Linked DNA regions of Homo sapiens: region 2 is linked to region 1. Evidence: chromatin loops called from intact Hi-C (ENCODE). Cell type or tissue: CD14-positive monocyte. All regions are shown on one strand. Each heading gives the region's core, and the rest is flanking DNA. Links, peaks and the distances in the headings are about the cores only.

The links. Peaks named below come from ENCODE experiments on the same cell type or tissue, not always from the same donor. Only the 100,000 strongest peaks of a DNase experiment are listed, where the experiment ranks them.
Region 2: a loop joins it to region 1, with 4 times the contacts of the local background. A loop is called at or near these places in 1 of 110 quality-filtered maps.

Annotation. Positions count from the first base shown.
Region 1 is chr20:20,254,711-20,263,043 of GRCh38, forward strand. It overlaps CFAP61 (cilia and flagella associated protein 61), which reads left to right. Exons shown (of 27, transcript NM_015585.4): 21 at 8,246-8,333. It overlaps CFAP61-AS1 (CFAP61 antisense RNA 1), which reads right to left. Exons shown (of 4, transcript NR_183979.1): 2 at 4,988-5,086; 3 at 3,644-3,849; 4 at 1-1,451. Among named protein-coding and RNA genes, the nearest start is that of CFAP61-AS1, 9.0 kb to the right of the region's middle. In CD14-positive monocyte, for the core only: no CTCF peak of the experiment used is centred there; DNase peaks (open chromatin) are centred at 561, 4,991 and 6,621; H3K4me3 peaks cover 991 bases; H3K27ac peaks cover 6,014 bases.
Region 2 is chr20:19,912,211-19,920,543 of GRCh38, forward strand. The region is part of intron 3 of RIN2 (Ras and Rab interactor 2); the gene reads left to right. Among named protein-coding and RNA genes, the nearest start is that of NAA20, 100 kb to the right of the region's middle. RefSeq lists an enhancer at 3,273-3,342. In CD14-positive monocyte, for the core only: no CTCF peak of the experiment used is centred there; DNase peaks (open chromatin) are centred at 1,371, 2,181, 3,431 and 5,911; H3K4me3 peaks cover 3,332 bases; H3K27ac peaks cover 6,573 bases.

The DNA.
Region 1 (8,333 bases), core at 147-8,146:
ACAAATTAAAATAATGAAAACAGAGCTTAAACCCAAAGCAAGAAGACAACCCTCTATAAAATGTAATGACAAACCGCAACCTCTAATCAGACCTTTTAAATGGCACGCCTCACTCTAAATTGTTGTGTAATGTTTTTAATATCCAAATGCACATCGCTATTTCTTATTACAAAATCCATGCACAAGGTAAAATACTACATTGCACTGCACGGCTAAGCATGAGGAGAGCTGGTCTCTCCCAGCCCACTCTTCCTCCCAGCTCTCTTTCCAGAGGCAACCAGTTTGAAGCATTTCTGTTCTTAGTTTTTCAGTGGCTACCTGCATAACTCCAAATACAGTAATATGTTTATAGAATGTCCTTCCTTGCTCTGTCAACTTCAGACATTATCTACAACCTCTCCATTTTCGAAGATGAAGATTTAGCTGGCTCACTTTCCAGACTCTATAACTCCTTCTCCAGCCCTCCAATCAATGTTGATCATTTTTGTTGGCAAACACACTCTGGTTTTGAAAACCCCTCTGAGATCACAGGGCCACTCTCCATGACTCATGGACGGTCATGGAGCAGCAGAGAGATGCCTTCCCCAGGCCTGGATTTGAGGAACCTCATAAAGAGGAAGAACAAAAATGTACCAACTGAAATCAAATGAGCTTGGTGTTGAGCATGAGAAGACTGTGGTATGGACTGTTCATGGGTCGGGGGTCACTAGCAGCTGACAGGTAGGGCAGGTACTTCCAAGCAAGCAAGAAGAAGAGCTGAGACTGTAGTATACAGTGAGCTTGATGTGGGTCGGCAATGTTACATTGTCTCCAAAGGGGTTAATCATGTCTTAGACTGGGTCAGTAATAGTGTGGCATCCAGAATGGTGCAGCCCAGGTGACAGCCTTCTACACACAGCAGGGAGGAAAGACCCATCTACACCAGTGCTGTACCTCCCAGTAAGAGACCTGAGAAAGACACTCCCCCGTGTCATTTGACAGCACCTACTATATAGAGATCTCACTCTGAGAATGATTACAGGGGAAAATAAAAGCATGCAGTCAAAGAAAACTGGCTGTTTTAAAAATGGCTGCAAATTCTTTGATGCCTCTTCCATCTAAGAGGTAGAGTCTATGTCTCCTCTCCTTGAATCTGGGCAGCCTTGTGACTGCCTCGGCCAACAAAGTGCAAAGGTTGTGACATGGTGTGACTTCTGAGGCCAAGTCACAGAGGCCATACAGTGCCTCCTGGATTGTGGCAGCAGTCGCTCCTGGAGTCCTGAGGTGCCACGTGAGAAGTTCTGATGCCCTGGGGTTGCCACGCTGGAGACGCTGTAGGTGAGCTCTCTGCCTCCCAGGCCCCACTGATCCCAGCCCTTCAGCCAGCCTTGCAAGGCACTGGGCATGTGAGTGAAACAATCTCAGATCCTCCAGATCAGTCCATCCACCAGCTGAAAGTTGCCAAGTGACTCCTGTCCACAGCACACAGAATAAAAGAATTGCTCATCCAAATGCTACCCAAATTTCTGACCAACAAAATCATGGAAAGTTAAGAAAGTAGGTATTTAAGCTACTAAGTTTTAGTGTGAGTTTGCTGAACAGCAAAGGACAACTAGAATAAAAAGATAACACAGTAAGAGAAAGAGAACAATACAATATTTGGAAAAATCAGAGGAAGAACATAGTTGTGAAAATGTTGAAAAATTTAGGCCACACACACACACACACACACACACACACACACATTGTAGGCAACTATTTATCATCCTTTATACAATTTGATCACCTGGCCTCTGAAATGGGAGCTGAAGCCATTGAAAGAGCAGAGGCAAAGCTGAGAAGGCCACACATAAAAAAGGAGATGGGTGAATAAGAAAAAATTAAAATGAAATCTCCATCAGAGACAGAACTGCTGCTAAACAGTTAGTGATGCTGAAGACAAAGCACTCCTGGAGGGCAGAAGCAGAGGACAAAGGGATATGCTTGGTTCAGGAGAAAACAGGGTCTGATAGGCATGGAGGCAGCATAGAAATAATTGGTTTTCCTGAAGAAGAGACTCAAGGGACAATAATTGAAGATATTCTAGAAGAAAACTTTTTTACCCGAAAAACATATTGTCCAGCTGACCACATTCTAGGCAAAATCAAAGAAAAATTTTCTCAGTTATGTTCTGACAGAATTTCAATTCTTTCTTAGTCACCCATCTCCCTTTTTGTCTAACCCTGTGGCCTTCTTAGCTTAGCCTCTGCTCTTCCGATGCTTCAGCTGCCATTTCAGGGGCTGGGTGATCAAATTGCATTGAGGATGATAAATAGTTTCTCATAGAATGGCAGGAAAAAATTGAACAAACTTCAAAAGAAAAATAACAGATTACAACCTTTCTCCCTAAAAAAGAATAAAAATAAAACAGATATCAAAATTTTTATCTCCAGCATTAAATAGCAAAAGAAAATGAAACTAATCCCACAGAATTTTGACGAAAAGTGGTGATTCAGTAATTATGTGTCCACCTAAATCTCTCATATTTGAAAATAGCAGGTAGCCATTCTTTTATATACAAGGCCTCAGAAAAAATTATCTTCCGTGTTCTTTGCTTAATGTGCACTCAAAATAATTGAGATAGAAAAGAAAAATTAGAACTTCAGCCAGGCGTGGTGGCTCACATCTGTAATCCCAGCATTTTGGGAGGCCAAGGCAGGTGGATCACTTGAGGTCAGGAGTTCGAGACCAGCCTGACCAACATGGTGAAACCCCATCTCTACTAAAAATACAAAAATTAGCCAGGTGTGGTGGCAGGGTCTTGTAATCCCAGCTACTTGGAAGGCTGAGGCAAAAGAATCACTTGAACCAGGAGGCAGAGGTTGCAGTGAGCCGAGATTGTGCCACTGCACTCCAGCCTGGGCAACAGAGCAAGACTGTCTCAAAAAAAACAAAAAAACAAAAAAAAAAAAGAAAAAGAAAGAAAGAAAATATAGAATTTCATAGTAGTACAAAAGGACAGGTGGCAAGCACCACAAACAATTTAAAAATGTAATCTAAATAATTGTTGTAAATCTGAGAATAAATGCAAAATAGAAAATGACTCTTAAGCTAAATTAATCTAATAAAGACCAAGAAGTTGTTGAAAATTGGGAGGGAGGTGGCAAGGGAGGAATATGCATTGTCTTAAGGGGAGAAACCCAAGAGTACTATTTCAGTGTTGACTCTTATATTTAGAAGAAATAAGATTAAAGAATCCTTTGAAACAGCATGAAGGAATTCACCTTCCCAACACTGCAGAAGATAAAAGGGAGAAAACAAAGGAAAACAGACACAATGGTTAAAAGTGAAGGTGTAAACCAGAATGACATAAGGAGAAAAATTCAGTGAGTGTCATGGGTGGATTAGGGTTAGGGCTTCAAACCACCCTGTTATAAGAACCAAGACTCTGTTTTTACACTTAATTCAAAATATAAGAGAAATACCCAATCAAAGGGCAACAAAAGCTTAAAAATAAGAAGATGGTTCAAAGTGCACCAGCAAAAGACTGTCAGGCAAATTTCACACAGCTATTAGAAACAGCAATAATATTAGTGCCCAAGAAAGTGAATTGGAGAAAGAAAAGCATTAATCTTGATCAAGGGTAAAATCCATGATGAGAATATAGAGGTCATGAACTTTTTACCTGCCGAACATGGTTGTATCAGAGGATGGCCACAAAAACAGAAGTGTACTTGCAATATGACCTTCGTTCCTTGGAGTCCCACTGAAGAAGGGAAGGAACAAGCTGAAGCACAGCGAGGGAGGGGCTCCGTCACTCCAGATGCGCAGCCAGAGGAGTGAAGATTCAGGGTGTGCAGGATGGCCAGCCAGTCTTCAAATACTTGAAGACTTTTCATATGGAGAGCGAAATTAGTCTTGCACATGATGGCTCTGGGAAACAGATCTAGACAGGCCCCAAAAGTGATGGGAATGCAGTGTTTATTCATCCCGAGGAACAGCTTTCCGATAGAGTGAAAGTCTACTCCAAAGAAAACGGTCAACCCTAGGAGACAGGAGCCTGCTGCCAGGCAGCCTCAAAGCGGGAGAGCACCTGACTGCCGTTGAATGTTTACCGCGAGACAGACACATGGTAACAGATGGAACTCTCACCATACACTGAGGTCACTGCCATTGGCATCCCCATGTTGTAGGTTAGAGAACCGAGGGTGCTGTGAAGCTTAGGTAGTTTGCCCAGGGTCAGTTAGTAGGGAGGTGATAGACTAGGGTCCAAACTCAGGTGGTCTGGCCCTGGATCAAGCACTGTCTCTGTTTCGTTCTCTTTCCCTCTCCTTTCCCTTTCTTGTTGCTTCCCTTTATCTCTCATTGACATGGTGCAGGGCTTATACTTGATGGCTTTTAAAAGTCATTACCACAGAGATTCTAGAGCTTTGTATTTACAGCTACAGTCAAATAAGCAGTTCAAAAAGAAAAAGTTTATTTCCTTCTCTCATTAAAAATAAAAATATCTGGAGAAAAGCAACCCAGGCCCGGTAAGGTGGCTCCCTGATGTCAACAGGAACCCAGGCCCTTCCATCTTTTTTTTTTTTTTTTTTTTTTTTTTTGACAAGTTCTGACTCCTGTCACCCAGGCTGGAGTGCAGTGGTGCAATCACAGCTCACTGCAACCTTGACCTCCCCGGCTCAGGTGATTCTCCTACTTCAGCCTCCCGAGTAGCTGGGACTATACAGGTACATGCCGCCAAACCCAGCTAATTTTTTTTTTTTTTTTTGTATTTGTATTTGTAGTAGAGATGAGATCTCCCATGTTTCCCAGGCTGGTCTCAAACTTCTAGGCTCAAGGGATCCGCCTGCCTCAGCCTCCCAAAGTGCTGGGACTACAGGTGTGAGTCACCATGCCTGGCCCTCTTTCTATTTTTAATGTGTGGTTTCCATTCTCAGCATCTCAAGATGGCTGCTGTGTTCCAGTCATTCCATTTGCAAGAGGCAAGAAAGAGGAAGGACTAGAGCATGATGACTTTTCTCATTACCTCATCCAAGGACTCCTGCTTGTATCTCCTGACCACCTCTTAGGTCTTGAGTTGGGAAATGCAGTTTTTCAGCCGAGCATATTTCCCAAGAGTCTGTTACTAAGAAAGGAAGGAAGACAGAATATTGGGTTAGGCAGCCAGCAGTCCTAGCCACCGTGAGTTATTGCTGAGTGATGGTGGCACTGTGCTATGGCAAATCAGTGTGGTTGAAAAGTTATCTGCTGCTCTCCACTCAGAAGTTAGTGGCACTTTAGTTAGTGGCAGAGAACCCTCAGTTTGGATAACCAGTCCTTGTGGCACTTCATTAAATATAACCAAGCCCTTATATTAAAGACTGTTCTCTCCCTTGCCTCTTTTACCTTTTCAGGGCTAGTGACCTCTCTTGACCAACAGGAATGTATGGGTGTAAGAAACTTCTGCTAGCTTCTTCTAAATGTCTGCCTACAAACTCCTCTTAGTGTTTAAATCTGCTGTTCAATGAAAGAAAACAGTATGTGATGAACCATTCAGAAAGGAAGCTTCTTTTTACTTTTCAGGCTGGATAGCTCTGTGTCCCCATAAGCACACATGGAAGAAGGAAATTTCTTGTACTGGCTTCTTCTCAATGTCTCCATACAAATTCTTTTTCTGCTAGAAGCTTCCATTCAATGAAAGAACACAGTAAATGATGAACTGATCACAAAGCAAGCTTCTTTTTCCATAGATCGTTTTCTAATTAATTGATGTCTCCTAAACTCTGTGCAGACAAATTTATTTGGCTTTGGAATTTATAATTCTAGCTTCAGTTTTGCCTGCTTTGTGAAAATGCCATAATCCCATTAGTTTTTCTTTAATTGCTCTTATTCTTTATAGTAGAGAAGTATGCAAAACAACTCTACACATTTAAGTGCACACAAGAATTATGTGGATTATCAGAATGCAATTACATTTCAAGATTGTAGTGAGCTAATTTTCAATTTGGACCTTATTCTTTTTTCTCCTCTTCCTTTTTATTTTTGCCTAAACACCACTACTTGAAATGATAACTCATTGAAACTTTTATAAATGAAGTAGCTCTCAATTTGTTCTTTAGCACTGCCACTTTCCGCCAAGGCTTTTTCACTTGTTAAATCATGACTTATTAAACTGATGTAATGTTACCCAGATTTTATTTTCTTTTATGCTACAATGCTCCTTGTAGTTCCAGTGAGGTTTCAAAAGCCCGAAGCACAGTATTCAGTATTGTGCACGTCAGACTTTTCGCCAAAGCCTTCAGTGGGCTGCTTTATAATAACTATGAATATAATGCTATCAACATTTTAGTGGGGTATTACTAAACGAGCTATATTACTAATAAGAAAACTTTACCTCTGCAATTTTGGTTACAGTAAATGACCATTATTTATTTAGTTGTTCCCTTTTGCTAAATACAATTTCACTGCAGCCTCTTAATGGAGAGAGAATATCCAGCTTTAAACATTGGTTCTGTTTTGCTGTTTCATTTTAATTTAATCTAGTTTGAAATTGCATTAAATACATCACGGCAATGTACTAAGGCTTTACAATTTCTATTGAGGAAGTGTATAACCAAAAGTTTCCTGTCAGCTGGAGGTTAGTCAAGCCCCATGAGTTTAAGCACCAGCCAGCATTTGCCTGCTTGTCAAAGGAGAAAGAACTTCCTCTGCCCCAACATCCCTCTTGACTGCAAGTAAACTTATTGCCTGTCATAACTCTAGGAGTATTCTTGCCTCACAGCCCTGAGGTCTTAGACCCTGAGTGCAGCAAGCCAGTGGGTATCTGCCAAAGGCCTCAGGCTCCCTCTAGGCTGCCCCTCTGCTTGCCCCCTTTTTCTCCTCATAACTGCCACCTGGCAGCCAATTAAAAGTCAGAGGGACCAAGTGGTGGCCCATTTGGGGAACCTCAGGTCACTATGCTGTTTTATTTGGTTTTTGCAATGACACTTCTTTGTCTGATTTTAATTTGAACGAATATAATAAAAAATCAGGAGTCTACATGAAAACCCAAGGGCCTGGCATTTCTTGGGAAGTCAGATCTGGCCATACTGGATCCATACTCTACACTGGCAGCAACTAGATGGAACTCAGTCATGGCTGAAATCTCTGGCCCAAGCACAAACCCTCCAGTTTGCCACAGTATCCTTGACAAAGAAGACGAGTATCAGCTATCATCCGTTATTGTGTTTTTACTGTTACTTTCCTTACAGTAGAGGAAAGTTTCTGTTCCCACACACATCTGCATCAAAAATGAGAGAAAGATGGAGGGGAATAAAGAGAAGGAGAATATTTCTCTGACAAGACAAGGAATAATCCTATACTTTTCAAAAGTAAATAATAATCTGTTTCTTTCCTTTTCTTTTCTGCCTAGCCCCTCTATATCCTTAAATTTCAACCCCAGATACAATTTCTGTGGCAGATTATTTTTGCCAAAAATGGCCACCACATCCAATGCATTCCCATGTCCTCTTCCAGAGCCTTGCCCCTCCTACATGAAGAGGTGGAGTCTAGGTTCCCTCCCCTGGTCCTGGGCAGGCCTTTATGGCTATCTCCATGAATCGAATATGGTGGAAGAGGCACTGCTCAACTTCCAAGACTAGGTTGGAAAAGAATATGGACCTCTCTCTATTGGCTCTCTCTTTCTCAGAACACTTTCCCTTGGAACCCAGCCACCACGTTATGAGGAAGCCCAAGCTACATGGAGAGGCCACATGTAGGTGTTCTGGCCAACAACCCCAGCTCAGATCCAGCCCTTAGCCAACATCAACTGCAAGGCAAATCATGACAATTTGTTGTCACATTTGAATACCCAGCATATTTTCCAGGGGAAAGAAAAAGGATTGAGATAGTTTAATTATCTTCAGATGATTTCAGCCCCCAGCCCCTGAGTCACCCCTAGCCTTTGAGTCTTCCTAGCTGAGGCCCCAGACATGGTGGAACAGAGACAAGTCATTCCCCACCTTGCCCTGTCTGAATTACTGTCCTGCATAAGCTGGGAGCCTAATGGTTGATTTTTACCACTGAGTTTTGAAACAATTTGTTACACAGCATTACATAACTAGAGCAACTCCCTCTGAGAATTGTTTCTAGGTGCTCTTTCCACCTGTTTTTGTGTTTTTTTTTTTTTTCAATTAAAATCTGATTGATTGTATCTCGGGACAGAAAAAGACATACTGAATATTGCTATGTCTACTTTTTTTTTTTTAACCACTGTCACCACTTTATCTATTATCACTGAAATAAGCATTTCTCTAACATGCTTCAGGTCCCATGCCCTACAGAGGCTGATATTAGTCAACACCTGACAAACAGGGAGGTTCCCAACAGCAGTCAGCGGCGGTACACGGGGAAAG
Region 2 (8,333 bases), core at 90-8,089, 340 kb before region 1:
GAACAGGGAAAGGGCTTTCACATAGACACATTTCATATGAGCATTGCTTAAAGACACAAAGGAAGGAAGCCTGGGGTTCAACTGTGCTCTCACCACCCCAGAACCTGATTTGGTCTCCTGCTGCAGGTCCATGCTTTTTACCAGGCCAGACCCCTCTCCAGGGGCATCTCAGCCAGTTCACCTGGCTCCAGGAGGCCTGTTCCCATCAGGAAAAGCCCCTGCATCCATTGCTGGGATGGTCATTTCTTTTTTCTTTTTCTTTTTCTTTTTTTTTTTTTTTTTTTTGAGATGAAGTCTCACTCCCATCGCCCAGGCTGGAGTGCCATGCTGCGATTTCGGCTCACTGCAACTTCCGCCTCCGGAGTTCAAACGATTCCACTGTCTCAGCCTCCCAAATAGCTGGGATTACAGGCGCCTGCCACCATGCCCAGCTAATTTTTGTATTTTTAGTAGAGACGGGGTTTCACCATGTTGGCCAGGCCAGTCTCAAACTCCTGAGCTCAAGTGATCCACTCGCCTCAGCCTCCCAAAGTGCTGGGATTACAGGCGTGAGCTACCACGACCACGCCGGGATGGTCATTTCTAACCACCTTTTTGGGTGAACAGCAGGTTTTTCTTCTCCATCCTGAATGTTTGATGTCACTAGGAAATGGAAAACCCCGGGGTGTGGGAAAGGCACAGCTGAGGAAGCTGCATGTTGTCCACAGCATCAAGAGGTGCCATGAGCGTGCGGTGCACAGGCTGAGCCTCAGTCCATGCGCATGGGTCCAGAGAAAGTGCTGCGAGGTCCTCTTCACAGTTAGGGCCCTCCTGGGCTTTGCCTCTGATTACTGTCATTTTCTTGGAGGAGCCCAGAATTTAGAAGCTGGAGATGGGTTCGTATAGATCATTTTCTCAAGAGAAGGTCTCCATGACATATATTCATAAACAAAAAGAAACTCTTCTACCTTGTTTTCTATGAAGTTATTTTCTAGGGATTCTGTTTTGTTGTCGTTGTTCACACTGTAGCTCTCAGATCTTACTGTTTTTTTTTTAATTGTGATAAAGCATACATAACATAAAATTTACCATTTTAAGCATTTTTAACCATGTTTTTTAAGCTCACCATTTTAAGCACTTTAGTGATGGTGTCTCACTGTGTTGCCCAGGCTGTTCTCAAACTCCTAGGCTCAAGCCATCTTCCTGCCTTGACTTCTGAAAGTGCTGAGATTACAGACATGAGCCACCATGCCCAGTCACATTTTAAACATTTTTAAATGTACAATTCTGTGGCATTAAGTACATTCATATTGTTGTGCAACCATCACCACCATCCATTTCCAGAACTCCTTTCATCTTGCAGAATTGAAACTCTATCTATTAAATAATTCCCCATTCCTCCTTTTCCTCAACCCCTGGTAACTACCCTTCTGCTTCCTGTTTCTATGAGTTTGACTCCTCTCGGTACTTCCTACAAGTGGAATCATACAGTGTTTGTCCTTCTGTAACTGGCTTATTTCACTTAGCTTAATGTCCTCAAAGTTTATCCTTTTTGTAGCATATGTTATAATTTTCTTCCTTTTTAAGGCTGAATAATATTCCATTGTATGAGAAGACCACATTTTGCTTATTCATTCATCCATCAGCGGACACTGGGTGCTTCTACCTTTTGACTGTGGGAAATAATGCTGCTATGAATGTGGATTAGAACCTGTTTTTAAGGAAGATTATTTTTTTCTCTTGCCCCGAATAAAAATATTAAAACCTATGTGATTAAGGGGGCCCATCTGCCCATAGGCATATGCACACGTGCGTTGTGATGGGGTGCGTGTGAAGTTGAATCTGAATTTTGTGAAATGCAACTACCAGAGTTTGCGGTCTAGGAGAGCCAGGTGGCTTTAATAACAGTATTATCAGTTCAGTGATCAGACGGGCTTACTGAGATGTCAAGTGAGTTAGATCAAGCAAACTAGTTGTCAGGGTTACTACTGTCTTTAACCACTCACCTGATGCTTGTTTCTTATTGTCTGTCTCATTTTTTCAGTCACATTGCAAGCCTTTTGGGGGATAGAAATAATATCTTATGCTTCTTTTGGTGTCTAGTTAGGCTATTACCCTAAAGGTAGCAGGTCTTCAATAATGTTGACAATGGTGTGAGTTGACAATGACTCACACCAAATTTGCCTGTCTGCACACGCTCTGCATTGTTCTGTGGTGTTCCTGTATGACTTTCCCAGTATGTACTTTCCCACCATCAGAAGGACATTGCATCAAAAAAATTTGCATTAAACAGTTGCTGCTCTCGTGTTTGAAGCTGGGCAGCTGAATTAAATTAGTGAATCGATGTGTTAATCAATTGCAAGAGCCAAATTTAACAAATATAAACTCAGCACCCACTATGTAGCCAGCTGGACGAGACACTGGATATACCGACCTGGGAAAGAATTGGTCTTGTGGTTGGGGCTCTCACACTCCAGTGGAACCTTGTTCACAGTGTGGTCTGCCCGTCAGCCATGGAGTTTGCTAAAAATGCAGACTCTCAGGCCCTACGGAATGCCTCTGAATCAGAACCTGCACCTTCACCAGGTCCCTAGGTCATGCGTGTGCACATTCCAGTTTGAGAAACACCAGTCTTGTGAATGTTATCCTGTTAGCTATATCCTAAATGATAACAAAGGGTGTTTTGTGTGTGTCAGGGAGAGATGAGACTAAGGTGGCACTGGGAAACTGTGCCCAGTTCTGGTCACTACAACCTCAATGAGAGCAGAACAGCACAAGAGACCCCTCTGTGGCCATTCCCTAAGACCTTCGGGATGACAGCAGTGCAGCTGGGAGAAAAGGCCCTACGGGTAGTGAAGGTATCTGACTGCCTAAGATGGAGCGAATCCCAGCAGGGATTTCCTGCTCTGAATTTATAGTAAAAAGAAAAACATTGTTTGGGTTCCTCCAGTAGCAGAGACAGAATACGAATGCAAGTAGTCTATTCTGTGTTGAGTGATCACAGAAAGTTCATGTGGGAGAGTAGGGGAGTGAGACAGGAAGGGGAGGCAGCCAATACATGGTGCAATCCCACTGGGGACCTCTGAGAGACTGTGTGGGGGCATCCAAGTTGTTCCACATAAGAGCGAGGCAGCTGGGGTGTTTGTGCACCCACTGCCATCCCTCCTTGGCTGAGGGCTGCCCTGGGGTATTAACTCCCCAGCACTGTGGTCTGATCTGCTCAGCACTCACTCCCAGCCACAGAGCTTCCTCAGCTGTGGGCAGAGACTTCCAGGTGCCTGCAGTAGAGCCATCACAACAGAAGAAAACGGTGACTTCCAAGGGTTGTGGGCAGAGCACTCACAGTCTCTGCTCCATGTGTCCCATCTGGATTAAGAAGTCAAGGGTGTCTCAGCAGATGTCCGCATCAGAGCGCAGGTTCCAAATGAGGAACAAACCTTTGCATTTCAGTAAATTTCAAATCTTAGTGACTCATCCCCTCAGAGTAACTAATCATCTTCACAAGACCGAAAATGGCTGAGCTTCATATTTGCTTATAATCCAAATTCCCTTTTCATACCCACTCTGCTCTCTTCCTTCCCTAAACCAACTCTATGTGCTCAGAGGACACTGACAAGCTCAATTTACAGAAAATTTTTTGTCATTTTCTGTTTCAAAATTTCCCTTCTGATATTGCATGCTACAGATTCATCTCCCCTATCCAATTCCTTTCACTGTGAACCCTTACTCCATTCTTTCCTGTTTTGTTTTTTAATTAAAACTGAAATTCTGGCCGAGCGCTGTGGCTCACGCCTGTAATCCCAGCACTTTGGGAGGCCGAGGCGAGTGGATCACGAGGTCAAGAGACCGAGACCATCCTGGCCAACATGGTGAAGCCCTGAATCTACTAAAAATACAAAAATTAGCTGAGTATGGTGGCACGCGCCTGTAGTCCCAGCTACTCGGGAGGCTGAGGCAGGAGAATCGCTTGAACCTGAGAGGCGGAGATTGCAGTGAGCTGAGATAGTGCCATTGCACTCCAGCCTGGTGACAGAGTGAGACTCCATCTCAGAAAAAACAAACAAACAAACAAAACTGAAATTCCAAATACAGCAGTTACTGTCCCCAGGAACACTGCTTTAAGTTTGCATTTCTTTAAGAGTTTGGGGGCTGGGTGTAGTGGCTCACGCCCATAATCCTAGTACTTTGGGAAACCAAAGCGGGAGGATTGCCTGAGGCCAGGAGTTTGAGTCCATCCTGGACAAACTAGCGAGATTCCATCTGTACAAGAAATAAAAATATTAGCTGGGCGTGGTGGCACACACCTCTGGTTCCAGCTACTCAGGAGGCTGAGTTGAGAGGATCGCTTTAGCCTGGGAGCTCAAGGCTGCACTCCAGCTCCAGCCTGGGCGACAGAGTGAGATCCTGTCCAAAAAATAAAAAATAAAGAGTTTTGCAGACCACTGCTCCCCAGAAATGATCATCAACAGAAAGCCCTAAAGCCAGTAGGTTTGGGGAACCCCGCATACTTTATTCACTCCCTGGAGACCAACCCTGGACATCAGCATCTGAAAAGTTCTGAGGAGTCTTCAGTGACCTCATTTTATCGAATGTTTAATGTGCTTCCACTGTTGTTCGAGCAGTAGTGTTTGTATTGAAATCGTGCCTGTTCACATCCTACACTGCTTGTGTTGGGTGGAAACCACTTGGGGAGATGCTGCTTGATATACAGATCCTGGCTCCATCTGTGCATTTGAAATTCATAGGCATCTGGAGACAGTGGCATAGAAGCAGTGGGCGCAGGAAAAGTACAACTCAGAGTTTACAACGAGAAAAAGTGAAAACCACCTGACACATAGCTAATGTTTTAGAATGAAAAGTGACTTCCATTCCAATTGAAGTCAGCCCCTGCTGTGTAATTAAGCAGATATTTAAAAAATTTAAAAAAAAAAAAGGCAGGCGGAGTGGGTAAGGTACGACTCCAAATGGCAAAGCCCCAGCTTCAGGGAGGGAGAGGGCCCAGGAGTGAGGAACATAATTAAATAGCTGTGCCACGGTCATCCACCGAATGCCTTATTTCCTTTGTTTTACCAAGAATTGCACCAACCAAGTGATCTGTTGCCAGCCTTCCATATGGCAAATGTAAGCACCTGTCCAGAGTACTAAATGGCTGAGCCCAGGAGCTCCAGAGGAAACTTGTCTGATTGCTCTGCTGCCAATTCCAGGCTCTCTGTTAATTCCATCCATCAAATTATTCTTTTTCTTCTATTTTTCCTAAAATGATAATAGTTATTTTTACTGTGAAATTTAAAAAGTGTAAAGAAGAAAAGAGACCTAAATTGTACCACCTCTAATCACTCCACTCGGGAATGAAGCCAGTGAGCATCTTGACACTAATGCATTCAGATTTTTGTTCTGTCTGTGATTCGACTATATTATGTAAATCCATACATAAGTGCAGCCACAACTATTACTTAAGTGAGCTCAGAGAACACATACTTTTCACAACTTGTTTATTTCCACTTAATAACATATCACTATATTGATATATTGACATACAATATATCGATATATACTGTACATCTCAAGAAATATGTTTTAAAGGCGGAATCGCCTTTTAAAGGCGGAATAGCATTCCATCATATTGGGGTACACACTTTATTTACCCAGTCCACAGCTGTTTGACATTTAGCACTTTTTCCCCTGTTCACTATCATAAATGATATTGCCCAAAGCATTCTTTTACATGTATCTGATTATTTCTTTGGGTCAATTCCTAGAAGTAGAAATGCTGAATCCAACAGTTTTCATACTTTAATGTTGATATACACATTCAGATTGTCTTCTAGAAAGAGCAAGTCATCTTTTTTCTCTAGTGCTTGTAGAAAACCCAGTGAAGACAAGTGGTAAGAAGCCAGAAATGGTAAAAGGGAAGTGAATGTGACTGTGACACCCACGCCAGTGCATTCCGGAAAGGCAAAGTGGGACAGCTGGGGGGACACCAAGTTAGAGCCAGAAGAGGCACTGGAAACCTGCTCGTCTATTTTAAGCTTAAGGAAACCAAAGGCCAGAAAGGTTAAGCAACCTCCCACCCAAGGCCAAGGTCCCATAGCTTAGATGGATAGCTGTAAACTTCAGGGATAATTTTCAAAAAACGAAAAAACGTGACTCTCATACAAATACATTGTGTGTGTGTGTGTGTGTGTGTGTGTGTGTGTGTGTGTGTCAAAGATTGATTTAACTCATTAATGAGATCAACAGGACATTAAAGCTGGCTCCAAATGGGGCAAAGATTGGGAAAGACTCAGTGGGCAAAAGAATAACACCTTAAACGAACTTTGTCATCTACTATGAGCCACTTTTGCATATCTACCTTTGAAGGTTAGAGATAAGCTTGCTATTGTCAGCATTCAACCACTTTTTGACCTTCAAACAACTCAACTTCAAAAGGTACAACCCAATACAAACCTGGCTAAAGACATAAAAGGCAATACAATTAAAACCTCTGGGGTTCTCTTTTCTACTGGACAAACATCATTTGCAATTTACAGACCTTCCAGAAGTTAGCATCTGACTTTACGGAGTCTGGGCCTTAATTAAAAAAAAAAAAAAAATCAGACAAAATACAAAATGACATCTGGGATGACACTTAGGTAGATGTGTTACGCAGAGCCCAAGTATGCCTTTGCAAGGGAATATTTTGTGCTTTATTGAAGTTGGCATAGTTATATTTGCTGTAAGAACAGCCTTTGGTGGCTGAACTATGTGTGGGAGAACAAGGTTGATATTCACGGCAAATCTACTCAAGCTACTCTCCAATGGAGTTTCTCTGAAGGCTGGGAGGCTGGAAGGCCCCGCAGTGAATTGTTGCTCTCACTTCTCATGGAGTGGGCTCCAGGCTTTGTGTTTCCCCAGGAAGCTGAGGTGGAGCAACTGTTTGCCATGTGGGAATCTGCTCTTGTCAGCCTTCCAGCTGGGGGATGACAGATGCCGTGCGAGAGTCCCGGTTATATCCAGAGAGGGTTTTAGGGAGAGCTCAGGATGCTGGAAGGCCTGCCGGTCATCTGCCAGTTTCTATTTTGTAAATTCCAGGATGCTGGTCCCCACACAGCATGTTTGTCACTAACAATGCAACCAAACAAGTCACTAATATTTGACCTATACACCTGCAGGCCCCTTCAACCTGAGCTCTATGAAGACATAAGTCAGCACATTTCAGTTATAAGATTTTCAAAATGTTATCCCTGAAATCATTTATATCCTGTAGTCAATGGTGTATAAAAGTGGCAGGGCTCTTTTTCTTGATACTATATAAAATAAGAGTGTGTGTTATCATTAATAGTATCTTAAATTTGTGGCCAGGTGCAGTGGCTCACACCATAATCCCCGTACCTTGGGAGATCAAGGCGGGCAGATCACTTGAGCTCAGGAGTTCAAGACCAGCCTGGCCAACATGGTGAAACCCCGTCTCTACTATAAATACAAAAATTAGCCAGGCGTGGTGGCATACACCTGTAATCCTAGCTACTTGGGAGGTTGAGGCAGAAGGATTGCTTGAACCCAGAAGGTGGAGGCTGCAGTGAGCCGAGATCATGCCACTGCACTCCAGCCTGGACAACAGAGCTCAGAAAATAAAAAATAAAATAAATAAAAATGTGAAAGTGCACATTATGTATTTTTCTTCCCTATTGTAGACCCAAAGCCTGATGCTTAATAAGTACTCTATAAACACATCTTAAAAATATTAAGCAAAAGATGCAAGATCTAACTGAAAACACCAATGCTAAAACTAACTGGGGCTGCCGAAAGCCTTAGTGACCACTCTTAGAAAGAACGTCATCCCAGGCCGGGCGCAGTGGCTCACGCCTGTAATCCCAGCACTTTGGGAGGCCGAGGCGGGCAGATCACAAGGTCAGAAGATCAAGACCATCCTGGCTAACACGGTGAAACCCCGTCTCTACTAAAAATACAAAAAAAATTAGCCAGGCATGGTGGCGGGCGCCTATAGTCCCAGCTACTTGGGAGGCTGAGGCAGGAGAATGGCGTGAACCCGGGAGGGGGAGCTTGCAGTGAGCTGAGATCGCGCCACTGCACTCCAGTCTGGGCGACAGAGCGAGACTCTGTCTCAAAAAAAAAAAAAAAAAGGAAAAACTTCATCCCTTGTGGTACTTCAATCATTTCACTTATTACTGAACCTAAAAATGCAAAGCCACAGGCAGGAGTATGGTGCCATCTGTGACTGCCAAGGTCATTGAATAATCCAGAGGTCATGGAGTAATCTAAGGCAACACTGGACTCAGACAACTGATGCAATAGATCAAGGCCTCAGCAGGAGGACTGTTTCAAGATACAGCCACACACGCTGCTTCCGTAGT